Regions from separate parts of the Homo sapiens genome. Here all the other regions are linked to region 1. The links are chromatin loops, found by intact Hi-C in ENCODE. Cell type or tissue: heart right ventricle. All regions are shown on one strand.

The links. Hi-C counts contacts between places; a loop is a spot of excess contacts. Peaks named below come from ENCODE experiments on the same cell type or tissue, not always from the same donor. Only the 100,000 strongest peaks of a DNase experiment are listed, where the experiment ranks them.
Region 2: a loop joins it to region 1, with 5 times the contacts of the local background. A loop is called at or near these places in 24 of 110 quality-filtered maps.
Region 3: a loop joins it to region 1, with 2.7 times the contacts of the local background. A loop is called at or near these places in 27 of 110 quality-filtered maps.
Region 4: a loop joins it to region 1, with 8 times the contacts of the local background. A loop is called at or near these places in 54 of 110 quality-filtered maps.
Region 5: a loop joins it to region 1, with 3 times the contacts of the local background. A loop is called at or near these places in 35 of 110 quality-filtered maps.
Region 6: a loop joins it to region 1, with 16 times the contacts of the local background. A loop is called at or near these places in 93 of 110 quality-filtered maps.
Region 7: it touches region 1 in a loop (4-fold over the local background); 30 of 110 quality-filtered maps call a loop at or near these places.

What each region holds. Positions count from the first base shown.
Region 1 is chr10:13,786,108-13,790,107 of GRCh38, forward strand. All of the region lies in intron 5 of FRMD4A (FERM domain containing 4A), which reads right to left. Among named protein-coding and RNA genes, the nearest start is that of PRPF18, 200 kb to the left of the region's middle. RefSeq lists enhancers at 1,337-1,386, 2,202-2,792. In heart right ventricle, a CTCF peak has its summit at 1,820 (motif pointing right); DNase peaks (open chromatin) are centred at 1,904, 2,794 and 3,188; H3K27ac peaks cover 3,689 bases.
Region 2 is chr10:13,989,040-13,993,039 of GRCh38, forward strand. The region is part of intron 2 of FRMD4A (FERM domain containing 4A); the gene reads right to left. It overlaps FRMD4A-AS2 (FRMD4A antisense RNA 2), which reads left to right and starts at 2,541. Exons shown (of 3, transcript NR_199003.1): 1 at 2,541-2,953. In heart right ventricle, no CTCF peak of the experiment used is centred here; DNase peaks (open chromatin) are centred at 1,562 and 2,042; H3K4me3 peaks cover 1,439 bases; H3K27ac peaks cover 3,912 bases.
Region 3 is chr10:13,888,687-13,892,686 of GRCh38, forward strand. The region is part of intron 2 of FRMD4A (FERM domain containing 4A); the gene reads right to left. Among named protein-coding and RNA genes, the nearest start is that of FRMD4A-AS2, 100 kb to the right of the region's middle. In heart right ventricle, no CTCF peak of the experiment used is centred here; DNase peaks (open chromatin) are centred at 2,144 and 2,975; H3K4me3 peaks cover 3,242 bases; H3K27ac peaks cover 3,688 bases; H3K27me3 peaks cover 887 bases.
Region 4 is chr10:14,476,978-14,480,977 of GRCh38, forward strand. No RefSeq gene overlaps it. Among named protein-coding and RNA genes, the nearest start is that of MIR1265, 42 kb to the left of the region's middle. In heart right ventricle, CTCF peaks have their summits at 1,877 and 2,083; a DNase peak (open chromatin) is centred at 1,834.
Region 5 is chr10:13,960,023-13,964,022 of GRCh38, forward strand. The region is part of intron 2 of FRMD4A (FERM domain containing 4A); the gene reads right to left. Among named protein-coding and RNA genes, the nearest start is that of FRMD4A-AS2, 30 kb to the right of the region's middle. In heart right ventricle, no CTCF peak of the experiment used is centred here; no DNase peak of the experiment used is centred here; H3K27ac peaks cover 1,723 bases.
Region 6 is chr10:14,092,420-14,096,419 of GRCh38, forward strand. All of the region lies in intron 2 of FRMD4A (FERM domain containing 4A), which reads right to left. Among named protein-coding and RNA genes, the nearest start is that of FRMD4A-AS3, 20 kb to the left of the region's middle. RefSeq lists an enhancer at 1,522-2,212. In heart right ventricle, a CTCF peak has its summit at 1,504 (motif pointing left); a DNase peak (open chromatin) is centred at 1,860.
Region 7 is chr10:14,195,031-14,199,030 of GRCh38, forward strand. All of the region lies in intron 2 of FRMD4A (FERM domain containing 4A), which reads right to left. Among named protein-coding and RNA genes, the nearest start is that of FRMD4A-AS3, 120 kb to the left of the region's middle. In heart right ventricle, a CTCF peak has its summit at 2,078 (motif pointing right); a DNase peak (open chromatin) is centred at 2,071; H3K27me3 peaks cover 3,200 bases.

The sequences.
Region 1 (4,000 bases):
ATGATTTATAATCCTTCAGGTATATACCCAGTAATGGGATGGCTGGGTCAAATGGTATTTCTAATTCTAGATCCTTGAGGAATCGCCACACTGTCTTCCACAATGGTTGAACTAGTTTACAGTCCCACCAACAGTGTAAAAGTGTTCCTATTTCTCCACATCCTCTCCGGCACCTGTTGTTTCCTGACTTTTTAATGATTTGATTTTCAAAAAATAAATCTATATCGTAGCTCATGCCTGTAATCCCAGCACTTTGGGAGGCCAAGATGTGTGGATCAACTGAGGTCAGGAGTTCGAGACCAGCCTGGCCAACATGGTGAAAGCCTGTCTCTACTAAAAATACAAAAAATTAGCCAGGCGTGGTGGCGGACACCCGTAATCCCAGCTACTTGGGAGGCTGAGGCAGGAGAATCGCTTGAACCTGGGAGGCGGAGGTTGCAGTCAGCTGAGATCATGCCATTGCACTCCAGCCTGGGCAACAAAAGCGAAACTCCGTCTCAAAAATAAATAAATAAATCTACATCCTTTGCAAAGGGCCTCTGGCAAAGGGTAGGCAGAATAATAAAAGAAACTAAAGGAAGGAAAAGAAGGAAAAGCGAGGAAAGGGAGAGAAAGGGGAGGCAAGGAAGAGAGAAAGCAATCCTAACACCAGAATATTAACAGAAGCCTCCTGAAGTTGACGGTGGCCTTTGTGCTCTAATGATGATTTTGAGTCTAAATTCATATAAGGTCTGAAATAACTTAATTTTCAAAGTAATGCCATATGTTTCTTAAAAGAATCTCATTTGCTTTAGTTCTTAAAAAGTAAAGAGTAAAGACATCCTGCCTCTTCCACCCCAATTTTCTCCTGAATAGTATATTAAGAAAATATAACGCTTCCCTTTTCGTTTCCACTCTCATATGATGGAAAACTGAATTGAGGTGGCAAATTCTACATCTCTGTGACTGCCTTCATTTCCACCAAGCTCTCTGTTGTCTAGCCATAAAAGGGGCAGAGAAGGTACAGGAAATAACACGCATATTCTGAGATGAAGAGAAAAAAAATCACCTCCTCTCGACGGAAGTGGAAAGCAGTTTCCTGTTAACTTTTATCACCAAGACGACAGCCTGGAAAACCCCGTGAGCTCCGGGCCTGTCATATCATTGTTCTGTTAGGGGAGGGTATGGAGCTCATCCTGAGCTTTCCCTCCCTGCCAGGGAACGGCTGAGTCAAAAACGCCTGCAGAGAAACAGAGCTCAGACCTCTCCACCCGCACGCCCAGAGAGGCATGGTGCACACCGGTGGCACCAGGGACAAGAGCCTCCTGGGAAGATGGGGAGGGCTGAGGGTTTGGATTCAAAGTCAAAATTTTTTTTTCTTTTTTTTCTTTTTGAGATGGGGTCTTGCTCTGTCACTCAGGCTGGAGTGCAGTGTGCAACCACAGTTCACTGCAGCCTCGACCTCCTGGGATCAAGTGACCTGTCTGTCTAAGCCTCCCAGATAGCTGGGACTACAGATATAAGCCACCATGCTGACTAATTTTTTATTTTCTGTCGAGATGGGGTCTCACTATGTTGCCCAGGCTGGTCTTGAACTCCTGAGCTCAAGTAATTATCCTACCCTGACCTCCCAAAGTACTCAGGTTACAGGCCAGCCTCTTCTTCTTTTTTTTTTTTAATCCAGTTTTTGGCTGGGCATAGTTTTTGGCCGGGCATAGTTTTTGGCCGGGCATGCCTGTAATCCCAGCACTTTGGGAGGCCGAGGCAGGCAGATCTGTCTCAAAAAAAAAGAAAAAAAAAAAAAGTGGCTTCTTTTTCTGATTTTCAGGAGAGCCTCAGCAGTAGGTGGCAATGTTGCATTTCCTTAACTACCAGCATGGAGCAGGGAGTGCTTCCAGGGTTCACAAAGAACATTCCAGGTCTCTGGGTAACCAGGGAAATAAATGAAGGCTATGTCTCGGATTCAGAGGGTCTGCATGGACAGTTCCGAGTCTGGCTGTGTATTGACCATGGCTTTATGATGCTTGGATGTCTGTGACCTTGCTGGGCCTGGAGGGACTGCTGGTGCCAGGGTTAGCCAATTTCCAGACCCCAAGACTTCCACATGTCACCATGGATCCAGGGTCCACCCCTCCCACCACCTCTCGGCTCTCACACCCAGGGCCACTATTTCCCTGCCCTCACCACCCTAGGGACACGTACCAGACAACTAGGGGGCAGCCCCCATGCTGCAGAGCCCGCTGAAATTATTTAAACTAGCCAATCCCAAGCCTGCTCTCCCAGCCTTGCCCGTTCCTCCCCAAAGAAACCACAAAAAATGCTCTTGCCCAATTGTTTCCCGGCTCCCCAATGCCTCCCACATGGCCCTGCGTGGCATGGTGTGGCCCCTTCTCCCAGGAACTGAGTGACAATCTTTTCAATGTCTGTCCTCTCCTCATCTGCTGGCCTCACCACAGCTGAATCATAATCAGACCTACATTTTAAACGGGTTTTGGGGGCACACTTAGCAGGACTGAATCTTAGGGCATCTATTTGAGTCTAAAGGAACACTCTAGATGGAGCGCAGACCTTGCTAAGAGGTTTCCTGACTCCACAAGCAACAGCCCACCCAAACTAGCTCAGATGATCCCGACCCGAGAATATTTTATCAGAGAGTCTGAAGGAGAACGAAATAGGTGCTCTGTGTTTATGTGTTTGAGCTTATTAAATATTAAACAGCCTCTAAAGCCTCGGGGAGTCCCGTCCCCTTCTTTGACAAGTGAAAGCCTCTGGTTGCAATAGACTGAACACTGCCTAGTCAGATGGCAAGGGCCCAGCCAGATGACATCAGCCAGGTCTCCTCCTCCATTCTCCCTGCTCTCCCTTTCCCTTCCCCATCCAGCCCTGGGCACTTGGGAATCACTGAATATTTACAGCAAGTGTTAATTAAATGGACCAGTGATTTCATTTTGTAATGAACACAAATGTCACATTTAAAATGCCTACTCTTGGTGGCAAATAAGAGCCATGATAATGAAAGCAATAAGCTGTGAGTTTCTGCAGCCAAGCCTCTGATGCTTAGAATCTCAATGCCTCTAAAATCTTAACTGGGACACCTAGCTGAAATATAGCAAGTTCTGGTTAGCAGGAACCTCATTTTAGATCCATGCCATCATTGTTATTGCGAGTGACAGGAAGTAGCAGCTGCTGTCTCCATCAGCCAGGGAAGATACCAAGAATCCGGCCTGTGGACTTGGCTGTAAAATCCTTCCTCCCCGATCGGACTTCTCCTCTCTTATTTTTTTGCTGCTTGCTTCAGTTTATTGTCTGTGAAACTCAAATTCTGAAGAGGCAAATCTAATCTCTGTTTATTTTCTTACAAGGAGTTGAGATGATCAGAACTACAGGACACTTGGTAGAAGAAAATGTAATTAAAGAATAATCCAGACATGTAGGCTTCATTCTGAGCACAAAGTTGTGCCTATGAAAAGACCACACACACACACACACACACACACACACACATGACGCAGACTTCCTTGGGTTGTGTATATTTTCCTTATATTTTTTTCTTGACCTATTTCTAAAGCTTGCCTGGTGAACAATATCAGAGAGACATTGTTCCCAAGCCTTATAGCACTAAACAATGGTTTGCAGTTCAAGGTGCTCTTGGTCATATATTGACCGCTGCTGGCTGCTTATAATGTGTGTGTGTGTGTGTGTGTGTGTGTGTGTGTGTTGTGTGGTGAGGGGAGTGGGAAGAGGTGAGGCTGGACAGTTAAGCAGAAGTCACATCATGCAAGTCACGCTAAAGATGTCCTTTTCTGAGGATAATGGGAAGCTGGAAAAAAATTATGAGCAAGGATCAGATGAGAATTCTAGAAAGATGCTCAGTGTCTTCATATAGGGGAGTTTGGAAGGGGTCAAGGCCAGACGCAGAGATGAACAAGGAGATCTTGAGTCCAGGAGAGGTTTATGGAAGCCCTAATTACTATTAGGCTGTGTATGGAGAGTAAGAGATGGATAGGGAGCTGTTTAAGAT
Region 2 (4,000 bases), 200 kb after region 1:
TTTGTCAATTATGGAAATCTTTTCCCAAATGAAATATTTGGTGGGGACATAAGAAATATCTTAGAAGCAGAGCTCTGGTTGACCAGGGGTGAGGGGGGTCTCAGTCTTCCAGCCCCCTAGTGGCACCTCCCATCCCACACTGCGTCTTAGCGGTAGTGGCTCCTGCTTCTGAGTGGGTATCAGGGGTCCTGGTGTTTTTGATTATGTTGCACCCTAACACCTACCAGCCCAGAGGCTACCATGTTGATTCTTCTGAACAAAGAAGCCCTGGCATATTATGGATGCTCAGGTGATATTAGATGATCATTAGTAATTGATTTTTTTTTCTTTTTTTTGAGACGGCGCCTCGCTCTGTCGCCAGGCTGGAGTGTAGTGGCGCCATCTTGGCTCACTGCAACTTCCGCCTCCCGGGTTCAAGCGATTCTCCTGACTCAGCCTCCCACCACGCCCAACTAATTTTTGTATTTTTAGTAGAGATGGGGTTTCACCATGTTGGCCAAGAAGATCTCAATCTCTTGACCTCGTGATCCACCCACCTTGGCCTCCCAAAGTGCTGGGATTAGAGGCGTGAGCCAACGCGCCCAGCCAATAATTGATTTTAAATAAGAATACATGGACAGGTACAGCTCAGTTGTTCCAGAGATGGGCATCAGAGGGGAAATGGAAGCAGGGAGACAGCCTATTGATGATGAGAGGAAGACAAGACAGAGGGCAGAGAGATGGGAGTGGCCCTATAGTTAAGAGTTGCCAGATAAAATACAGGACACCCAGTTACATTTGAATTTCAGACAAACTCCATGGAACATGCTTAGATGAAAGAATGATTCATTGTTTATTGAAATTTGATGTAACTGGGCATCCTGTATTTTCATTTGCTGAATCTGGCAACCAGACCTAGAGTTCCTTTCTAAAGGGACACTTTTCTCAGCAGCTTGGATTCCAAGGGTCTCACTCTAGGTTAGACCCCCATTTAGATTCGCTCTGGAGAGTTTTCTGAAGTCAGACTACCTGGGTTCAAACCCTGGATCTGCCACTGCTGGCTGCGTAACCCTGGACAAATGACTTAATCTCTCTCTATTCTCTGTTTTCCTATTCTAGAAAGTGGGGTTAGGAATAAGAGCCAACCTCAAAGGGCTGCTCTGAGGATCAGAGGAGAAAACAGCTGCATAGATTAAGCACATAGAAAGAGCTCATTAAAGGTACTTTCTATTCTTGGCTGTGCTTCTGGGTCTCAGTAACTTCCCTCTCTGCCTGGATTTGCTCCTGGCCATTTTCTTGGAGAGTGAGACCCATCCAGAGGGGAATGTGGGACAAGGAGGGAGGAGGAAGTAAGGACTGAGAAGGCCCAGAGACGTGCCTTCCTCTTCTTTCCAGGGTCCTGGCCTGTCTTGTCTGTTGGGCGGGTATGCTTCCTTCCTGGCCTTCCTTGTGGAGCATGTCTGGGAGTGTGCTAGGAAATGAGGGAGGAAAATATGTAACTTGATATCTGCTCCTTGACCCTGGCTGACCTGGTTAACTCTCTCCAGGATGGAAGCAAAGCCTGCCCGGGAAACCTTCCATTGCAGGAACATCTCGGCCTGAAGCTGTCATCAGGGAGCAGGATCTGCTTCCCGGACTCTGAGCAGAACAATGGGAGCCCCAGCAGGCTGGCGAGGCTGACAAGCCCTAGGACGGTGACCTCTCCGATCTCCAGATCGGAAACTCAGAAACGTGTAAGTGCCAGAATCCGCATTTGGGAATCTGTTATTTCTCCCTCTGCGAGTCAACCTGATCACCCTGGAAGCCTCACTGTCTCTCAGCCCTTGTTCCCATTTTTCTTTCCATGAACACCGCAATCAGATACGAGATTCCAGTAATGATGGTTCTTGAAAATTAAACAAATCAAAAAGAAAGCCAGCCAAGGTATGGAGTGGGGGACCTCTAAGTTCCCCTGGAGGAGACACTGGGGCCAGGTTCCGAGGTGCATTCGGAGCCAGAATCCCTAATGGAATTGAACAATTATCCTGAAGCTGCTCTCTGAAAGCCGCGGTTTTCCTAAAACACTGTGCTTGGCGTGCCTGGGCTTCTTGGCACTGGCCCATGACCCACAGCAGCAAATCGTTCCCAGGAAGCTATTGTTATTTGTGTATCTGATAGCATTCAGCTGAGTACACTGACAGCAACATTTAGAAAGGAAAAGAAAAAAGAAGCGTAGAGTGAAAAGGACAAAAAGGAGGCTTCCAACATCCTGGTGGGAACAGAAAACCAGCAAAGCCTCTTTTCCAGCCCTTATCCTTGTGAGTTTGGACTCTGCAGAACTGTCATCCCCCAGGCATAGCTGCAGCTTGTATGAAGGTGGGCATCAGGCGCGGAGATTCAGGACAGTGTGCACCTGCTTTCCTCCAACGGGACCCCCTCTGTTCTTCCCAGGAATGCCTGTAAACTGCCACTGCCTCTAGGGGCTGCACCAAGTCCCTGTGTACTCCCAGGACACAATGGAGTGGAATGGAGTGGCTCTGTTCTGTCAGGGCCTAACATTCCAAATGAATTCATTCCCTTCTGGGAAAAAAGAACCACCTTGCTCAGAGCACAATGTTCCCATGTCTTGGCTTACCTTGAAGCATTTTTGATACACCTGTTGGGACAATGCGTTCTGCCAAGAGAAGGGAAGTAGCATACTTTGTTCTATTTTTTACTCTCAATGGGCTACGTTTCCATTGTGTTGGTTTCCCTTACAGAAAGTAACACACACAGAAGAGAAGGTTATAGGATTCCATGCTGCTTGGCAAAGGCACAAAATATGTGCACATATTTACATGGAATATGAGGGTAAACTAGAAAATTAAGGGTAATCTAAAATAGAAAAAAAGAAGAAAACAATAAGTTAAAAGTATGAAAAGACATCCAGAATGAGCAAGTTACTGAGGTTGTGCCTCAACTTTAGCTTGAGTTTCCTGGCAGCAAAGGTAAAAAGGTAAGTACATTGAATCACATACTTCTTATTATCTTCTAAAAGGAATTAACGGAGTGGAATATATAAAAAGCACTGAATAACATAAGGAACAAGATCTTCAATGGTCATTTTGAAAAAGCCTCAGAAGCGTGCTTATAGATGTTTCTTCTGCTGGCTTTCTCAGCAAGATGATACTAAGATACCATCCTAACCACCTCATCTCTGCCTATAGCCCAGGCTATGCCTAGACATGCCTGGAGCTATGCCAGTGGTTCAAGGGGTTTCTACAAACACTTGCTTCTACCTTTGCTTTAAATTGGTTTCTTCTCCTCTGATTTCTCTGGTCTCCACCTGTTTCTTGATTCTCCAGCTATATTTGACACATCTAACCGGATTCATGAGTCTTTAGCCTGTCTGTGGGTTGGCTTGCAGGCTCACTGACCCCAGCAAACTCCCATGCCTGGCCTTGGGTCCTGCCCACCCACCTCCATGTCCTGCCTAAGTCTCGGGTCACATGGCCAGCCCCAGTCCAGGCCAAGAATAGGTTGCTGCTCATTCAAAACAAAATGACACTAAACATCAGCCCTCAATAGAGAGGAATTAAATCTTAACTTTGTAAAATAATTTCAGCAGGGAGTTGAGAAAATACAGCATAACTATGTTGATATTTGATTATTTAATTTAATAAAGATCTAGTGTAGGCCAGGCATGGTGGCTCGCACCTGTAATCCCAGCACTTTGGGAGGCCAAGACACGCGGATCACCTGAGGTCAGGAGTTCAAGACCAGCTTGACCAAATGGTGAAACCCTGTCTCTACTAAAAATACAAAAATTAGCCAGGCATGGTGGCGCATGCCTGTAATCCCAGCTACTTGGGAGGCTGAGGCAGGAGGATCGCTTGACCCCCGGTGGCAGAGGTTGCAGTGTGCCAAGATTGTGCCATTGCACTCCAGCCTGGGCAATAGAGTGAGACTCTGTCTCAAAAAAAAAAAAAAAAAAAAAAAAAAGGATTTAGTGTAAAGAGATTAAAGTAATGACTAGCCAACATATCCATTGATCTGCTTCTCT
Region 3 (4,000 bases), 100 kb after region 1:
AAATTCTGCCACAAATGTTATCATATCAGGTGCTACCCCAAAAATAAGACATATGAATTGAAGTTACTCCTGACACTGGACTCAGACATTCTAATACTCTGTGGAGAGTAGTTTAAAAGAACTTCAAAAGCTGGTTAACTGTTAGCATGTCTATTTCTCATTTTGACATATTGAACTAGGAATTCTTCAAAAGTTATACTGTTCCTTTTCTTAAAATATGCAAAAATATCTAAGAACAAAGCTTTAGATTGTAAATTGCTCCATTATACTTTCATTCAGTATGATGCGTCAGGCTAAACGCAAGTCTTATGAGGGGTAAGTATATGGCTTGCTGGACACGTGAATTGAACTACAAGCATGCTGCACGCACGTGCGGATGCAAACACACACGCACCAGCATAAACAATGTAAACACAAGTGGTATATTCATGCAGTAAAGGCAGTAACGATCTTTGATGGTAGTCTCACCCAACACTTACTTAAAGACAAAGGTAGCCTGGCAAGTCCCCTCAATATGAGATCTCCTGAACCTTCCATATCCCTTTCTTTCACATCACAAACCAATCTCACTTTTTGCATCCACTCCTTAAGGTTGACTCAAGAGCTCTTTCCTTGGCAACTCTTGCATATCTGCTATTCCACAGAGCTCTCTCCCCAAGTTCCAGAACCAAGCAAGGAGTCACTGGATGTCTTTCCCTTTGACCTCAGGCTATAACTTCGCTGTGACAATAACATCGAGAGCTGTGCACATCTGGGATGCTGTTCTCATGGATTATGAAATCAGCAACTCACTGAACCTCAAGGGGTCTCAGTTTCCCCAATGACGAGATCATGCTAATGGCACCAGCCACCTGCCAGGTTATCAGGGGACTTGATAACAATGTCTGCAAATTACAAAGAGAACCCGTGCCATAAATAACAAGTCTTATTAATAAAATTAGTTCAAGACAAGTGCCAAAAACAATATAGCAATAGCAGCGGCAGATCACACTTGGTCAGAACAAAAGAGGGTGGAGAGATTTTCTGATCCTTATTCCTACTAAAACAATTCCCCTTTAATGAAAGAATAAGAATTTAATTTTTTCTCCCTAAAACATTACTTCTACCCACACAACTTCATACACCAGTCATTACTTCTTTCTAACTTATCTGGAGGCAACATTGTATTCACTGGCTGGACAATATAGCGTTGATTTCAAAGCATGTCCAAATATTGCCTCCAATTAAATTAATTGCAGCTATTTAACTTCTCAGGACCAAGTGGATTCAAACCTATTTGTCACACGACCCTCATTCCTGCTGTGCCCTAAATAAACCCAAACTTCCTTTGCAACAGAATGGATCTAACAGAAGACAGTGTACAAACTGGATCATCTCCTAACCTTCTAGGTTGCAAGAGACAAGTAACACTTTGAGAACCAAACCAGATTTCTGTTGATTTGAGGCTTTGGTCTTCTGGCCCTGTCCAAGTCCAAGTCACACTCAAACATAAATGGGGCTTAATGCTACGAATGGGCTTGATACAATTTAAAGACCAAAAACAAAACAATGAAATGTGTCTTCCTCTCCCTGACTGCTGCCCCCAATGCAAAAGCACTTTGCTGCACATTTGAAGGACGGCATACCCAGCTAAGTTTCATGAAGTCTAAGGGACAGGTTACTGTATCCAGTTCCTAAGGTACTTCCCCAGGGTCAGCAGTGGCTTCCCAGGATGAAGTCAGCAGTTTGTCCCGGGCTCTCTGAGCGGTGCTTTCCCACAGATCAGTGATGCTGTTGGAAAAGGACGACTTACGGATGCAGAGGTGGAAGGGGGGTACCAGCAGCTGAACCCTCAATCAGGTCCAGGCAGATGTATTCCCGATAGAACAGGCTGTCACCACTGACCAGCTCAGACTTAGAAATGTGCCTGTCTAGGTTTTCAGAGCAACCCCTTTCATCACTATCTGTGAGGAGGATTCGAACTGAAAGAAGCCAGAAACAGCAGTAGCAGCGTCTCCACTGGGATGCTCCATTCATAGGGGAGCCAGAGCCGCATCCATTCATGGTGGGGTCAGGGAGTCCTTTGCGGGCATTGGTTCTCGTTTCTCAGCAAGCTGCACTTCCCGGGGGGCTGGCATGGCTGCATCGTTCAGAATGAGGATGTCTATTAAGAAGCCGTCGCCAGAGCTATTATTAGCACAGCCATCCCTTGGAAATTTCGCAGAATACGCCTGAATGTACGAACAGTTACTCTGCTAACAGGGTACTGGAGAAAAAGGCACCAAGTCGCTCGTTACGCACAGGCAGCCCACGCAGCTTTCTCGGTGCAGCACCGGGAATCTTTTCTGAATTCAACGTGCACCAACATTTGAGCAGCTGCCTCCAATATAGAAGCACTGCATTTAGCCAATTTTAAATGAGCACGTACTAAAGGGGGTTCCCTTCTGTTCTCCTCCCCTTCCGAGCGTCCGTTTTCTCTGCATCAAACTTGCTGCAGCCATTTGGAACGTAAAAAGCAGTCCATCTTAGCAGCCCCGGGCACCGGCGATCGGCTGCTGGCCCCCGCCACCCTTGTCTGAAACGCCCTGTCCTGCACCCAAAGGAAAGGGCTCCCCTGGCACTCTCAGAAAATGGTTTTAAAAAAAGCCTACACAGCTCTGCCTAAAGCCATGTCCTTTCCTATCTCCCCGGGTAGATTCAGACAGCGTGGGACTGAGGTGCCCAAGGAAAGTAGGTGTGTGTGTGCCGAGGGGAGGGTTGCAGAAGAAAGCACAGTATGTGCCCCACGTGGGATTTGCATTTAAAAACTGTAACATACGCGAAATAAACGACTCCAGGCCCCCAGTAAAGAAGCAGCGGCGCGTCCCTTTTCCCCGGCCCAGCGTGAAAACACGGAAGGCGAAGGGCTGCCGTCAGTCGCCTCCCTGCCACCGCGACCGGGAAACAAAGACACATTACCTTTTATTTTTTGCGCTTCCAAGGGATCCGAGGAACTTCTGGCTGCAAGCGGCTGGTACCCCGGAACGGGCGTCCCATTCGCCCGGGCGAAGGCCCTTGGCCTACTAGGCGGCCTTGGCGCCCGCAGCTGGCGAGCCCCCGCCCCGTCCCCGCCGCCGCCCCCGCCGCGGGCCCTCGGCGTCAGCCCATAGCCCGCTCGCGCCTCTCGCGCCGAGCCTGGCCCGGCGCCAGTGAGCCCCGCCGCCGGCCCGCCCCTCGCCCGCGCCCGGCCCGCCGCATGGTGCGCCCAGCGCGCCCCGAGCCAGTCCCCGGCGCGCTGCTAGGTCGGGTGCTAGGCGGCCACCGCGCGCCACCGCCGCCGCCACCGCCCGCCGCCCGATCCTGGACAACAATGCGCGCCCCCGCCCCCCCAGAAAGCCAGGGACGCCCCCAGTCGCCGCCAGAGCTGGCTCGGCTTCCCAGCCCCTCTCCGTGGCACCCGCAGGCGAGACAAAGTTCGCTCCCGGTGAGGCTGCGCGCGTCCAAAGCGTGCGGGATGCCCAGCACGGAGGTCCCCAAGCGGGGGACCCCTGGCTCCCCCACAAAACCCACCCAAAGCCACCGCTCGAGGCCCTCTCCTACCCTGAGAGCCCGGAGACAGCAGCTCCCTTGGCTGAAGGCACAGCTCTTACCCCTCGATCTAGTCCAATTGTATTGAATTTTAATCTCCCCTCAACTCTTCAATGGAAGTTGCTGCAGGATAACCGAGGCATGTGGCTATTGTCAAGGCTTCGCGACAATGACTGGGAGAGGGAGACTTCCATTGCGAGAGACCCGGGGTAGGAAAACGGGCTGACACGTTGTCTTTCCAAAAAAGAGAAACAAACTCTGGGAAGATTCCCCACCAAGAACAATAACTCAATTCACAGGGTATGTCTAAATGTTTATTGCTTGAGGAGCTCAATTTGCTCTTAGACACATTTTTTTTCATGAATTGTCAAAACACGGTGATAAAATAAAAGGGGATGCTGGCAAGAGCCTCCACTTAGCAAAAGCCGACTTGTTTCTGGGTAAAGTCTTTCTC
Region 4 (4,000 bases), 690 kb after region 1:
AACCCATTCAAAAGCTCTCAGTGAGGGTCCTAAAATGTGTGTGATGTCATCTCTTTCTCTGTGTAATCCACTTTGGAATGAGCTGAGGCACCTGTAAGGAATGTTGAATTGCACTGATAACTTGTACAGTTGTAAGCCACTTCCAAACTAGGTTCAAACTCGCTATGAGAAGACAGGGCCAGGTGCAGTGGCTCATGCTTATAATCCCAGCACTTTTGGAGGCTAAGGTGGGAGCATCACTTGAGCTAAGGAGTTCAAGACCAGCCTGGGAAACATAGTGAGGCCCCATCTCTACAAAAAATTTAAAAATCAGCTGGGTGTGGCATGGGGCATGTGCCAGCTACTTGGGAGGCTGAGATGGGAGGACTGCTTGGCCTGGGCGACAGAGTGAGATGCCTTCTCAGAAAAAAAGAAAAAGAAAAACAAAAAAAGAAGACAGCATTTGTTGACCAAGCATCTGGTCCTCACATTTTCTTTGCTACACACAGTTTATGCCGAGTGCAAAGCCACAGGATTTGGCAAAAATCCTAAAGGACGTAGCCATTGGATATGAGAAAAGAAACTTTGGTTGGGTTAGTCAGGGGATATCCTCGTCCTGAATTTGAGAAGGCTCTAACCCAAGGAGCTCCAGACAGGAAACTGGAAGACAAACAAAGGGAGAATGGAGACTTTGGGAACACCCCGTACCACTCTTAAACCTGGGCAGACAGGGCCCTACCCTCAGCCCTTAACTGTTCCTTCTCCCCCCATGACAGTCCTCATGGAGAGAGGCGTTCCCAAGGCCAAGGGAATACCCCAATCTCCAAGCTCATGCCTCTGCTTCTAGCCCCTGGAATGCTCTGATTAAATTGTCTGGTGAATCCCCCCAGGGCTGCCACTGCCCTCATCTCCATTCTGTGGTCTGCAGAGTGGCCCGAGCTATCTAAGTGCACCACGGATGAAGAGTAACCAGGGGCAGGTGTGTGCAGGGGAAGGGAGGGGATGGAGGCCCCTGTGATGCGGACGGTGGAGAGACAGGCCATGTTCTGAGCTCTGCCATGCCTCTTCTAGGAGTTCACGAACGATGAAGCCTTTAGCCACAAGGAGGCCATGGGAGAACCCGCCCCATTTCTCTCCCCTTCTTCCCTACTCCATCACCCGCAAGACAACAGACTGAAACTTTATGTTCTCATTTCATCCTTCTATTCTTTACTGTCTAACACAAGTGAAATGTTCTGTGTCTCATTTCAAAAGCAAACTTTACTCTTTTCCTGTGTCCCTGGACTGATTTCTTTTCTTGCCAGTTATTGACCCTTGGTGGAAAACATAGCACACCCCACCGAGTCTCTCGTCTCTTTTACTGGCTAGTTGCGTGTGAATAATGAAAGGTGCTTCATGGCTGGGAGGAGCCCTGTCCCTGGAGGGGTGAAGCCGGACCCGGATAAGTCACAGCTGAGCCACAGCAACTTGAGTAACCCTCGAGTTTGTATTCCCATATCCCTCATGACCCTCGGAGGGACAGGGGGACTCCATAACTTGCTCATATTCTGCAGATATTGCAGAGTAAAGCCAGTAACCCAACCCAGATTGCTTCCCAGATGGGAATAAGAGAAAAAGATTTGAATAAAATCACATGGCTAATTCAAGAACCAGATCGAAATAGAATAAAATTAAACTGGAACTAGGATTCAGGAGAAGAAAATAGTACTTTTTGTGTGTCTGTGCCAGAGCCTCAGCAGGGCAGGCTTGAGGTATGAGATTTAATTTGCAAAGCCACAAAGAATCCGCTAGTTCAAATTTCCTCCACTCCTCACTTTTTGTTCCAAGTCAGAAGCCACCAAAGCTGGCAGCCATCCCCAGGCAGGTCCACTGGATGCTATGGAGAGAGGGACCTCTAGTGTTGAGATACTTTTCTGTCATCCAGCAGCACGATCTGCTCTGGTCATTTTCTATTTATCTGTGATTTTTACAACACTGTTCCTCTGAGAAAAACCTCTATTTAAATGCCTAAAAGGAGAAGTTTTCTTTCACTTTTGAGAAAACTTTAAGAAATATAGGAATGGCAACATATAGGCTGTAACAAGATTAAGGAAAGTCTTAAGTAACCAAAAAATATGTGTTAAGCGTGTGGTAGCGTGTGCCTGTAGTCCCAGCTACTCAGGAGGCTGAGTCAGGACGATCACTTGAGGAGGAGATTTCGAGGCTGGAATGAGCTGTGATCACACCACTGCACTCCACTCTGCTCTGGGTGAAAGACAGGCCCCATCTCAAAAAAAAAAAAAAAAAGAAAGAAAGAAAAGAAAAAAAAAGAGGTGGGGAGCCTATTAAATCTTCAACCCTGGAATAGGTGCTGTATTAGTCTGTTTTCACACTGCTATAAAGATACTATCCAAGAGTGGATAATTTATAAAGGAAAGAGGTTTAATTGACTCTCAGTTCCACCTGGCTGAGGAGGCCTCAGGAATCCTACAGTCATGGCAGAAGGTGAAGGAGAAGCAAGCACCTTCTTTACATGGAGGCAGGAGAGAGAAGTGCAAGCAGAGAAACAACAGACACTTATAAAAAACCATCAGATCTTGGCCAGGTGTGGCGGCTCATGCCTGTAATCCCAGCACTTTCGGAGGTCGAGGTGGGCAGATCACTTGAGGTAAGGAGTTCAAGACCAGCCTGGCCAACATGATGAAAACCTGTCTCTACTAAAAATACAAACAAAAAAAAAATTAGCTGGGTGTGATGGCGCATACCTGTAGTCCCAGCTACTCAGGAGGCTGAGGCAGGAGAATCACTTCAACCCAGGGGCAGAGGTTGCAGTGACCCAAGATGGCACCACTGCACTCTAGCCTGGTGACAGAGCAAGTCTTCGTCTCAAAAAACAAAAACAAAAAACCATCAGATCTCATAAGAACTCACTATCATGAGGCCTGACCTCTGCAAGCTCTACTGTAACTGACCCATCCCATCTGACCAGAGTCCAGCTAAGGAGTCTGGGGTCTCTCCTGAAGGCAAATGAGAACCATGGAACTAGGGAGGACCAAGACAGGATGTCCTTAGGGTCCCCCATAGGGAGATCAAGAGGCATTTTTTCAGGACATTGGAGGACAAGACAGGGAGTAAGGTGATAAGATTTTCATTTTTTAAATACTAACAGGTGATTGTATGAAAGACGGATTGAAGGGGCACAGCAGTCTTCTTTGCATAATTGCAATCACACACCACTGAGAGACTCTTGAATTCGATTTGGGGAACCGTATCAACCAGAAAAGACCTGGAGTAAATATTGTTTTGGTTATCATTCCCAAAACAATATTACAATAAAACTTCCCATTACTCTCTAGAATTAATGATCATAGTAATAACCACCAAATCACAAATATTTATTGTGCATTTAGAATATTTAAGGCCTGGTTCTAAGAGACTTACATGGAAACGCTTACGAGAGAGACTCCCCGTTTAACAGATAAAGAAATCAAAGTTCCCAGAAGCTAGGTAATTAGCCAAGTTCATGTAGCTACCCAATAGGGGAACTCGGATTTCTCAGACCCTCAAGCCCACTTTTTTAACCCTGTATTATCTTCCATTTTCTTACTATTATTCAGGGCCCCTTGTTGATGATGAACACTCTTGCTAGAATGCAGGCCACTGTGTTGTCTGAGAGATTATACTACTGGGCATGGGACAGGAGGAAGACTCAGGTGATATCTTCGTTGCCAACGTGTTAAATGAAATCTGGAAAGTGTTCAGTGCTAACAGGACAGTGTTATCTGTCTCATAATATGCTGAGCATGAATCAGAAGAATATAAAAAGACAACTTCAAGGCCAAATGGAGGCAAAACTTACAAGATCCCTCCCACCCTCCCCGATTATCCTATCAGGGATCCTATCCGTGATCAGAGCATCTGGTTTGGGTGCCAGCAGGAGGTGCTAAACCAGGGGGGAATTATGAAAGGGTCAAAGAGAAAAGGGATTGTTTTCTTCAACAGAGCTTTTATGAAAAGTTCCCTTTGAGCTAGTCTTCCGCCA
Region 5 (4,000 bases), 170 kb after region 1:
GTGTAGGAGGGGCAGCCCCCGCCTTTGGATCCGGGATCAGAGGGAAGAGAGAATACAGGGCTGTTTAGATTTCTAGGAACCACTATCTCTGTGAACTTCACTCTGCTGTGAGCCCCAGGAAGTACCTGCTACCCAAGACACCAACAATTGCCTGCCTGGAATCTTTGGCGGCAGCTTGTTTCCTGACAAAATTGTTTGTCAAAAGCCTTCATTGAATTTCCCCTGGAAACTGAAAGGAAACTCACCACAGTTATGATAATAGTAACAATCGTACACTTATTTTGGAAACAGACGCTTTAATTTTTTGAGACGTTAAGGAATATTGTTCTCTATTCATCATTTCTCAGGTGACACAGAAAGCTCAGGCATCTCGAGATTTGCTTTGATTTTGTAGCCAGGGAGTAAATTGATAACTGTGACTGAACATTGATTGGACATGTACTATTTCTCAGGTTTGGTCTAAGTACTTTATATATATAGTCTCATTCATTCCTGAGGATAACACTATGTGGCAAATAAGGCTATTGCCATTTTATAGATGAGAGGATTTGGACTCCGAAGGGGAAGCGATTTGTCCTCAGACTTACCCTCTTGGAGTAAGGACTTATATATAATTCATGGACTTCAGGGCACATGCTCCTAACGCCATGCTAAGCTGACTGTCTGGGATGGGTTGACCGGCAGCCCACCTACCTGCACTTCCCAGTCTGTGTGGTAGTTGGGTGTGTGGTCATGTGACCAAGTTCTGGCCAATGAGAAGAAGAGGAGCCCCACTTCTTGGTCTGACCCATAAAAATCTCTCACCAGAGCTCTTCCATTCTCTGCCCTCCTTTTTTTTAAGTGAAGGGGACACTGAACCCAGAGGAGGGCAGGGCAGAGTCACAAGATGACATCGAATGATCCTATGGAAGGCTGTGTACCTACCAGAGCATGTTTAACTTTTTATGAGTTAGAAATAGATTTCTCTTGTGTTAAATCACTGAAATTTCCAAGTTATCCACTGCAGAAGCTAAAGTTACCTTAATTGATGACCCCTATAATAAAAATGGATTGAGCACAGTTAAAACATGACTGTAAGTGGACCCTTAGCCAGAATTTATCTCTCCTTCCAAACGGTATGCTCTCTCTCAATCTGTAGAGGATGTGGCCACAACTAGGAAATTCTCCGCCAACTTACAAAGATGAGAAAGACAACCCCATATCCTCTTTCCATTTTTCAAAGGGAGTTAACACGACATGAAAATAATCAGACTGCAGGACAATCATTCACTGGAAACCCATCTGGTGTGGTGATGAGCTCATACCCTTGAGAATGAAGAAAATTTCCATCTGAGGCTGGGCGGTGAGGCTTCCAAAATAGGCCAGCTGGTTTTCAAAAGGGCCAGTGGTGGGTATGACAGTGCTTAGTAGAGAGGGCCAGTGGCCAAGCTGTATAGGCAACATCATTGTAAATGATTTTAAACACACGATGCTTATTAAATAAGGCCACCTGATGGTTCAGAGCTCTTGTCCTCCCATCTGCCATAGCAACTTTGGTTTGATACCAAATGTGACTTCTGCCCATTCACCTCCCACCACCTCAGCCTAGTTAATTCCTACTTATCTTTAAGACCTCTGACCAAATAGTGCCTCCTCAAGTAGCTTTCTTCAACATCACAGAAAAGGCAAGGTCCCTCTTAGGTTACCAGGTGCCTTGTCCTCAAAGCATTGACCTCCAATTTTAATTTGACTTGAATTTGTCTAATCATTATATTAATGCTGCTGAGTAAATGATGTTAGATTTCCACCTTTATAAGAATATGGAATCATATTTTTTTTGTTTACCATTTCATCTCCAGGACTTAGCTCAATGTCTAGCACATAGAGGGTGTTCATTAATTATTTGTTAGATGAATGAACAAAGACATGAATGAATGAATGAATGAATTTACCATTCTACCTCCAGAACTTTGCTCAATGTCTGGTACATAGAGGGTGTTCATTAGTTATTTGTTAGATAAATGAACAAAAACACACGAATGAATGAATGAATGAATGAATGAATGAATGAATGAATCTTCATTTAATTAATGGAGAAGCGGAGGAATTTAGCCACTTGGCTTCCACAGCTGCTACTAGCCATCTTCTTCCAAATGACTTTATTGAAAGAGACTACTCCGAATACACCATTTCTTCTGTAGCTGATCATTGCCCCAGAACAAATGTCTAAAGTGTGGCTGTTGAGATCTCTCCCCAGAGGAGACCAGCCACTAACTTCTCTGAGCCTCGTTATGATACCATTATTTATAAAAATGAAGATGACAGTACTTGCCCCCCAGGGGTATTGAGAATCAAAAATAATAAAATGCATTTGGAAATATACTCTGAACATTTCAAAAAGATATGCATATATATGGTTTTTTTAGTGTCAAAACTTGTCTCTTACATGATGAAATTTTGAAAAGGCAAGCGTTTGTGAAGACTAGAACCTTTTGAGAATGGTAAGAAAATAGACTCTCTATTTAGTGAAATATGCATTTTTTCAAGGGAATAGCAGAGCAATTCGATTCCTGATCATCTCCACCAGCTCCACCACAAGAGACTCCCAAACAAATACAAATTAAGTAAAACCCTGGCTGTTCTCCTTCCAGTGGGATTACTATTCCTGAGCTCCATCTAAGTAGACCTTTAGAAGCCCTCAGTGTTCAAAGGTAGTTGGCTCTTGATCAAAAGCTCAAATTCTCAGTTGATTCCCACAGTGCTTTGGTGGTAGATTAGCATATGGCGGGAGAGACAGAACCCAAATTACTGGTGGCTGATGCAAAAACTGGCAGCTAATTGTAAACCTCCAAACAAAGTATTATTTACTCACTGAAACAAAGAAAAGTGCTTTCAAGGAGAATGAAAATATCCCTTATGTCATGTCAGATTCAAGAATATTTCATGAACAAAGTAAAAATTGAGCTGTTAGGTTGTTTGCAAATACTGTCCACATCAAGGAAGAACAATTTGAAAATGTAAGAAGTGAGAGTTTTGCTTTCCATCCTATTGCAAAAATATGTTTCCGTGTCAATTTAAGAAAGTACTGTTGCAAACGACAGGGTGAGTGAAATGGAAGCACACCAGTAGAAATGCAAACACATCTTCCTTTACTGACAGGCACCTACAGCCTTAATGAATGCCTGAAAAAAACTAAAACAAACAAATGTGCAGACTTGACAGAGAAATTTAATGAATTTACTAATTGTTCTTCCTTGGTGCAAGCCTCTTTTTTTTTTTTTTTTTTTTTCAACCACATATGTTGTAGATAATCAGAGAAAAGGCCAAGCCCACACCATATGTAGGCACTAAATAATATGCAGGGCATCGCTCTTTAAAACATACATTGCCATAACGAAATGATGAAAGGGGAACAGCAAAAATAGCAAATTGAGAATCAAAGCCCAACTTTCCACATGTGGAAACGTTTGGTTGGGTCATGGTAGAATCCATCAGTCCAAGACTGGTTGTATGAGCTGTTTGTGAAGATAAAAACGAATCATTGAAAACCCAATCTCATTTTAGAGGAATTGTCCTTTATTAGGAGAATGGATCATTGATGTCACTATAACTAATCATGTGGACAGCTGATAGAGATGCATTTTCAAAATGATTATTCTAGAAGTTCTGTTTCAAAAGCATATTTTCTATAAAGAAGAAAACACACAAAGCGTTCTACGTAATTACAAACCCTATTCTAGGTTGGTAGGTGTTCTTATATATTAGCTCACATGTTTTCTTATAGAGTGTGTGAGAAATTCAGTATCTATAGGTCATTGCAGGCCTGGCTCTGTGGTCTCCAGACAGCCAGTGTTAGAGCATTAGGTTAGGACTGCTTTGCAGGTTAGGAAAAGGACTCTCCTCAAATTCCTAACACATGGATGTTCATTCTAGCCACTGGTCCATATTTCCTTTCTAGAAGCAGCAGTGATGGGTGAACCACTGATCATTATAAAACCATGAAACATTCAAGGGCATTCAT
Region 6 (4,000 bases), 310 kb after region 1:
CCCAGTGAGGCAGGGCTGGGAATGGACTCTGTTGCTGGCCTTGGGAGAACACACAAGGGCAAAATGAGAAACTGGAGGTAGCTGTAATCCCTCTGATGTCAGGGACTGTGTCTTACTTCCACTGTGTCTTCAGTGCCCAGCTCGGAGTCTAGCACATAGTAACCTTCCATCAGTGTTCATTGAGTATAGACATCAGAGAAAGCTGGAGTTTGCAGGGGTGATCCTCATCGAAGGGATACATCGTGGTGACCCACTTAGTGGAGGACACTATTGGGGCCCTGGAGATGGTGATACTCAGCAATTCACAGGCATGTGGCTGGCACTCGAGGAGGGAGTCTGTCATCAAATAGGTGGGTCTCGGGACCAGGCTGGGATATAAAGGTGGGACTTTAGGCCTTGGAGACTCTGGCCACAGCAAGATAGGACTAGATGAGGTCAACTGCTCTCCAGAATGGGACTCAGGCCTAGGGGACAGCAGAGACCTAGGTATAGAGAAACAGCCAGGAATGCGGAGCAGTCCAGTCATGAGGACTGAAGTGTAAAGTCAATATGATTGGCCCAGTGATGCTGCTGTGCCCAAGAGCATTCAGCTGGAACTAGAGCTCCCTGCATCACTTCTGCTAAGGATCCAAGGCCAAGGCCAGGGTAGGGGGCACGGACGGGGATCACATGAGAGAGGGGAGGTACAGAGGCCGTGGAATGACTGTGCCTGCCTTCCTGATCCCAGCAAGGTGGGTATTTGCAGGCTGCCTGCACGGCTCAGCAGTTTCTGGAAACTGACTTTTCAGTTTATTTATGATTGTTTTCTTCCCCTCTGAACAAAGTGCATTTAGGTTAAAAACCAGGCAGCACATAAATAAACTAATTGGAAGTGTGTGCACTAAGATTTTAGTGTCTTTTAATAAATTCGAAATTTTAGAGTCTTCCCAAAGCAGAAGTAATATAGGATCCTAGGCTTTACCTGCTAGGAAAACATTGAGTTTAAAAGGAAGAAAAAGGGTTCTTCCTGGTTGAGAAAGGGAGATGGTGGTTATATGGAGAAATTAATCAAAGAATAATGACACTTAAATCCTTGACATAATCATGAGGTTCACTTGCCATCTAAAGAAAACACACACTCACAATGCTCACACCCACTCATACATAATAAAGGCTTTGACGGGATGAGTGGGACCTGCTTGTATGCACTATTTTCTGCAAAGAAAATATGTTTATGGACAATAAACAAATGTCTTTGATTTCAACCATATTATGAATAAAATTATCAGCAGAGTGCTAAGAGCAGATGGCATTTCATCATTTAATAGAGACTAGATATCCTGCTTAAAGCTGCAGTTTGTCTCTTATTAGTTACAAATGTCACAGCCCATGACTCTTAGAAGGAAGTTTACGACCCACAATTAGATATCCTAGAATGTTTAATTCTGCTTGCCTTTGAATTTCTTTTCAAAAGCAGCCCTCTTTCCCTCACTGTTCACTGCCACCTAGTGAATTTATCTGGGAAAGAAACCATAGCTGGGAAGAAGATGCTTTTTTAAAAGACAACAGCTTTCACCAGTGACTTGCCTTGTCAAATGATAATGGAGCAGGAGGATGGAGGCTTTTGCCGAAAAGGCCGTGGCAAGGACAATGAAATTCGACCCATCAGAGCAGAACACATTAACAAAGCCCCTGCCCGGGGGAAGCTTCTGGAAGGAGCAGCTCAGGTGAGCAACTTCTGACAGCTCTGGGCTTCTGATCTGACAGTCTGGTTCAAAAGAACCAAGGACTGTTCCCTTTGATTCCCCTTCGGTTGAACCCAAATGCCAGACGACATGGCGCGTTGCCCATCCTGGGCAGATGTTAAGGGCTTGGTATAGAGAAAGGGTGCGTGGAATGATGAGGCCTGTGCAGGAGCCCCAGTCAACATGGAAGGCATCAAAACCGTGTTAACGAGACCCCCTGGGGGACGATCACAGAACTGAAGCAAGTGGTAATTAGAATGGAAATGTAATGATGTGCCGCTATCCTGCTATCCTGCTTCCCAACCCTGGTGTGGGCCAGTCTCCTCTCACTGTGAATGCAAAGGCTGTAGTCTCCTTTCAAACGCAGAGCAGCTTCTACCCAGGGTCACCCATGCTGTTCCTCCAACACCCAAACAGAAAACTGCAAGAGAGAGGTGGGCATGGTACTGATTCAGTGAGCCCTGCATGGCTCCATGTGGCCCTGCTGGAAAAATCCTGTCTGCTTCAGAAACCACCTTGCCTCTCTCTATTGGGCATGCAGTTGGCAAGAGTGATCTTTGGTGACTCTGTTCTGTCCAGGTTCTTTGCAAGAGCTGGAGAAGTAGATTGCTCAGGTTAGAGGTGTAATTAATACCTCTGCAGCCCCCCAGAAAGATGCACTGAAGATTTGCAGTGGCTACTGCCATTGGCCCATGTGTGTGTATGCATGCCAAGTGTGCATGTGTGGACATATGTGCATGTATGTATATCTATGCCTGTGTATGAATGTGTATGCTTGTGTGTGCCCATGTGTATGTATGTGGGTGTGTGTCAACCAAGAGTGTGGGGGGGAACCAAGAGATCCATACATCCATATGCATGGATGTATATCTGTGTGTGTGTACACATGTGCATGTGTGTGTATGAACATGAAGGAACTGAAGATTTTGAGTCTCTTATTGATGTGAATTGACTCTGAAGGGTGAGTTTTAACGCTGTGATAGTTAAGGGGAAACCAAGACAAAGAAACCAATGATTTTAATAACTAAATGAGGCCGAAATAAAACTCTAAGATTTATTTTTTTCACTCAGGAGACCACTGGCCATTCAGCTCATGACACTTCTCCCCACCAGCTCTTCAGAGTAAATGTTTCTCTCCCCAGGAACGAGTTCAAGTTTTAAAAGATTCTGCATGGGACTGCCTGGGTGCTTCCTGCTAGCCATCACTTTCATGCTCAGAATAGATGTGCCCCATTGCAAAAATGGCACTGTCACTTGGCACTGGGCCACTCACTGATTTGATGCCATTTTTATTGTAATTTACAGTTGTCGATTGAATTGGAAGGCTTGAACTATCCGTGGGGACATAAGCTATTAATATAACAATGCATAAAGAGCCGAAGCACCTCGCCGGGATACTGCAGTTTGAATTATTTTACATACGCACTTCTAAACGCACTCTCAACCTTAGCACTTTGCAGCCTGTGGGCCAGTGTTGCTCACTGCATCCATTTCTCCAAAATCATCATTCCTCTCCAGCACGCTGGATCGAATCCACGTTCAATAGGAAGCAATGAAACAAAGACCACATGTGCTGGTTTTAGCCCATATATGATGTGGCATATAAATAAGCATAGCTAACATGCTTTCCAAAACACGACCCACTTCTCCAGAGTTTAATCATGCTGAGGCCTCTTCCAGAGGGTGGGAGTCCCTTTCCAGGGCAAGTCCACACCAATAGAAATGGCCAGAGCACTCACTGTCCACGAATCAATAAAACCAGAAGATGAACAGGAAGACATAAGGAGCGCAAGTGGAAAACTGGAATGCTACAGTAATGCTCTGAATTTGGATCATATGTGCCCAGTTGTGAGAGGCTGTAAAAATAACCCTCGCCATCCTGTTCTTGGGGAAAAAAAGGCACCAAGCCTTCTGCTGTGATCAGGTTGTTCCCCTCCAAAATTCATATGTTGAAATCTAATTCCCAACACGTGGGTATTAAGAAGTGAGACTTTCGGGGCTGATTAGATCATGAAAGTGGAATCTTCACGAATGGGATTAGTGTCCTTATAAAACAGGCTGGAGGGAACCTGTTTGTCCCTTCTGTCATGTGAGGGCACATAGAAGGGACAATCTGTGAGAAACGGGCCCTCACCAGACACCAGATCTGCTGTTGCCTTGATCTTGAACTTCCCAGCCTCCAAAACTGTGAGCGATCAATTTCTGTTGCTTATAAACTACCCAATCCAAGATATTTTGTTATAGCAGCCTGAACTGACTAAGCCACCTGCTGAATT
Region 7 (4,000 bases), 410 kb after region 1:
TTTCTTTCATTCCTTAAAAGTGAAATAGCAATTCTTATTCTCAGGGTAGGCTCACACAGAACAATAAGAATTGGTAGTAGTAGTAGATGCTATTTCTTTCTCCCAAACATCAAAAATAATCCACCAGATTCCCTTGGCATTCCCTTTTATGTAGGCTAGATGTCCTAATTCTTATTTTTGCTTGAGTGGAAACAGGCTCAGCATGTTTAAGGATATTACCTGTTATAATCCAGTAAGTTAGAAATGGGGCAAGAACCAGAAACCGAAGCTCCAGAATCTGTTTTAGGAATTCGGTGGAATTTAAAAAGAATAAAACCATACCTAGGAGGGAATCACATCTGCCTGAGATAGTATATCTTTCTGACAAAAGTAAATTGTCTCCCCTGTGTTTTCTTTCATTAAAAAAAAAAAAAATCAGTTGCCATCAGAAAATAGCAGAGGGAACTCGGGCTGCAGTTAGAGACTGAAAACTACCTGTACAAATTATTTCCCTAAGGTTCCCATACTTATTCCATTCTCTCCTCGGATAACAAATAAACTTGCTCAGTTTTGAACATCAAGTCTGACTCTTCGTGCAGTGAGCTCTCCAGGCGTCCCCCGTTGCAGGGGGAATCAAGCTGGGGCTAATCAGTTTCTTACATGATTCCCAGCAGGAAGGTGGTAATATTCATGACTTCAGAGACCAAAATGAAACCAGCTCCTTTTCTGAGGGCAGAGCCCAGGATAAAATTAATAGTAGCAACTCCTTGGATCCAGTGTACTGTGGCATCCTGCGTGCAAACAGCTCAGGAAAGGTTATAGAGAAGGTGCCTGTTGTATGTCCTGTCACAGTTCTTCACTTACATTGAACACATACAAACTACGAATCTAAGCCTGGTAGTTCCTTACGACTTCACGACACTCTGAAAAGTTTTGTTCAGTATGTTTACAGAGCAGCTATTATGTCTCTGCATGAGATTTTGAGAAAGATCAGTGGAGGCAGGACATGAACAAAGGCTTTTCCAGATAAGGCAAGTCAATTAAAATGGACAGAGACTGCAAAAACAAATTCTGATTCCCATGCTAAAACCCTTCCAGCTTGACCATAAACACACAGGTGTGCACATAAACATATATACTCACATGCACACACATACACACACACACACACACACACACATCCTTGCACCAGCAGTCATGGAAATATGGCAGGAATCCCATTACTAGAAGGCTGAGAGCTGAGGCTGGGTAAGACCAGCTATTCTGCTCAACTCAACCTTGAGCTACTCAAACTTGACCCACCCTCCAAGGACTGATCCCAGAGTCTCTGCCAGGCTGACCTTCACCCATGGACCTAGTAGCCCAAGCTGCAAGAGTTCCAGACAGGCTGTAAAACATTAAAATGTTCCTGTTATCCAACAGCTTTAGGGCACCTGAAGGGCATAAGTTATTCAAATCAAAGGCTAATGTTCAATTTAAATGAAAACCTGAAGGCTTTGATTTTACACAAGAAAAACAAATACTTTTTATATTTTTATAATTTCTAAGCAAAAATAATGCCCAAACCAAAACAATACTTTCTACATAATTCCTAGATATGGATAAACACTGACATCTATGTGGTTGTCTAAAAATCTATTACAACAGAGTCTAAAGTGTACTTTACATTGTTTGGTGTTGGATTAGAAATGCCATTCTTAATGTAAATTGCTAGCCCATAGAAATCATTCAATAAATGTTAACTATTATTGGGATTACCAGTGTTAACTGTGATTGCTTGAATCCAAATATAAAGCGCTAGACAATTCATTCCCATCTTTATGTCCAGTCGTAGTTCTCTAAATGGTTTGGGCTAAACTTCTTACCCTGGGGAGGAATGACAGAGAAGGGAGGTCAAGGCCAGGCAGGGGAAGGCAGGCAACCCTGTCTAGGGTCCATGCAATGTCAATAGTCTGAGGCCAGTCTCCATGAATTGGAAACCAACGAATTGGGTGAATCCTAGAATTGCTATCACTGTTCTCAAAACCCCTGCCAGCCTGAAGACCCAGAAACATCCCGATGGATATTTAAGCCAGCTCAGAAAGCTGCCACCAGGGGGCGCGACAATAAGGCTGGGACAAGCAGCTCAACCCAGAAACTCCCTGGTCTGGTACCTCAGTTGTTCAATTCATTAACCTCACAATAAGGGAACCCCACATTTTATACAATTTTATACAGGCAAATCGGGACCCCATTTATTGTGTTATGACGAGGGGAACCACGTGATAACTTTTAAGGGCAAAAGGAGACAATATGAATAATAATATTGGCGTATAACACATAAAACAAAATTGTTCAGGACAAGCAGGATATACGATCACTCTAGTTTTTTTATTTTTTATATTTTACTTTTTGAGATGGAGTCTAGCTCGTGGTGCAATCTCAGCTCACTGCAGCCTCCTCCCGTGTTCAAGCAATTCTCCTGCCTCAGCCTCCCGAGTAGCTGGGATTACAGGCGTCCGCCATCAGGCCCAGCTAATTTTTGTATTTTTAGCAGAGATGGGGTTTCATCACATTGACCAGGCTGGACTTGAACTCCTGACTCCAAGTGATCCGCCCACCTCTGCCTCCCAAAGTGCTGGGATTACAGGCGTGAGCCACCGTGCCTGGCCAGGATCACTCTAGTTATGACAAATCCACTGTACTATTAAATTATTATTTCATTCAATTGTCTTGCATGTTCTACATGCAAGCATACATGTAAACTTTGGCACTCAAATTGCCAACTTCGCACTAATGCCTAGACGTTTGTCCATAATTATTAAATCCTAGAAAGTGAGCACATCATCTATGCAACCCTTGAAAAACAAATCCCACAGTAATTTCCACGAGACAGAATATTCTACTTATTCATCACTGACCATCACTGACCATGTGTCATACCAGCACTAACTGCTTGCCTGGAGTTTCCGCTCTGGCTCTTTGGTGAGCTGGGAGTCCGCAGGACAGACCTGGCCAATGTGGTGCTTTCCAGTGCTCATCCTCCATCCAGCAAAGCACATCCTAGTAGGAAACATGCCTGCAGTTTCCTGGCCTGCCCAGACCTTCAAACTACTCTCCCAGAGCGTATTAGCTGAGATGGTGGCACGAATCAAAGGAATCAATACCAGTGGGGAGTAGCTGCTCGGGCTCATAGATCATTTACTTGGGATTGTCAGATATAACTAAGGAACAGATCTCCTCAAGGACTGCGTTCCTTGTGTCAGCACAGAGTCTTGGAGCGAGAGTGATGGGGATGTTCCCGCCCACATGACCTCATTGGGACATCGGGCTGGAGAGACCTGGGATGTTGAGGCAACTGCCATGCAATTGCTACTAGGCAGCGGCACATGGTTCTTGGCCAGGCGGAATAGAAACAAGGTTTACTGAAGGGGCCTAGGCAATTTCATGGAGGAGGAAGCAAAGGCAGAGGAAGTGTCCAGGGGGCCAGGAGGCTGCATCCCAGGGAAAGTGAGGGCTTTGAGGAGCAAGCCAATTTCACAGGAGACTTGACTGATTCCCTGGATCCTTGAGTTTTGCAGTTTGTTTCCTCTCATTTCCTCCTTGCTCTCTTTTCTGACTTTGCCCTCATTGTCCTCTTATCACAGATATGTTTTGTTGAACAAATCAGTATTTCAGTATTACTTTGGGATCTCATTGACATCACATGTACTGATTACCTTGAATTTGTCTCTTCCTCCATCCACGGTGCGTTATCTTATAGCTTTCCTACAAAACTCCAGCTCTCCATCTAGAGAGAACTGGCCGAGTTAAATTCCAACTCCGCATTTTATGAGCTGCGAGACCGCTCTAAGTCTCAGTTTTCTCATCTATAAAATATGAAGATAACAATAGCATCTGCCTTACAGAGCTATTGTGAGGTTTAAATGAGACACTACATTCAAAGTACTCAGTAGAGGGCTTGTCATTCATCTTTAAATGCTTAGTACATGATAATTATTATTATTTATGGTTACATTTAAGCTCCTTGTTTCTATCTTAC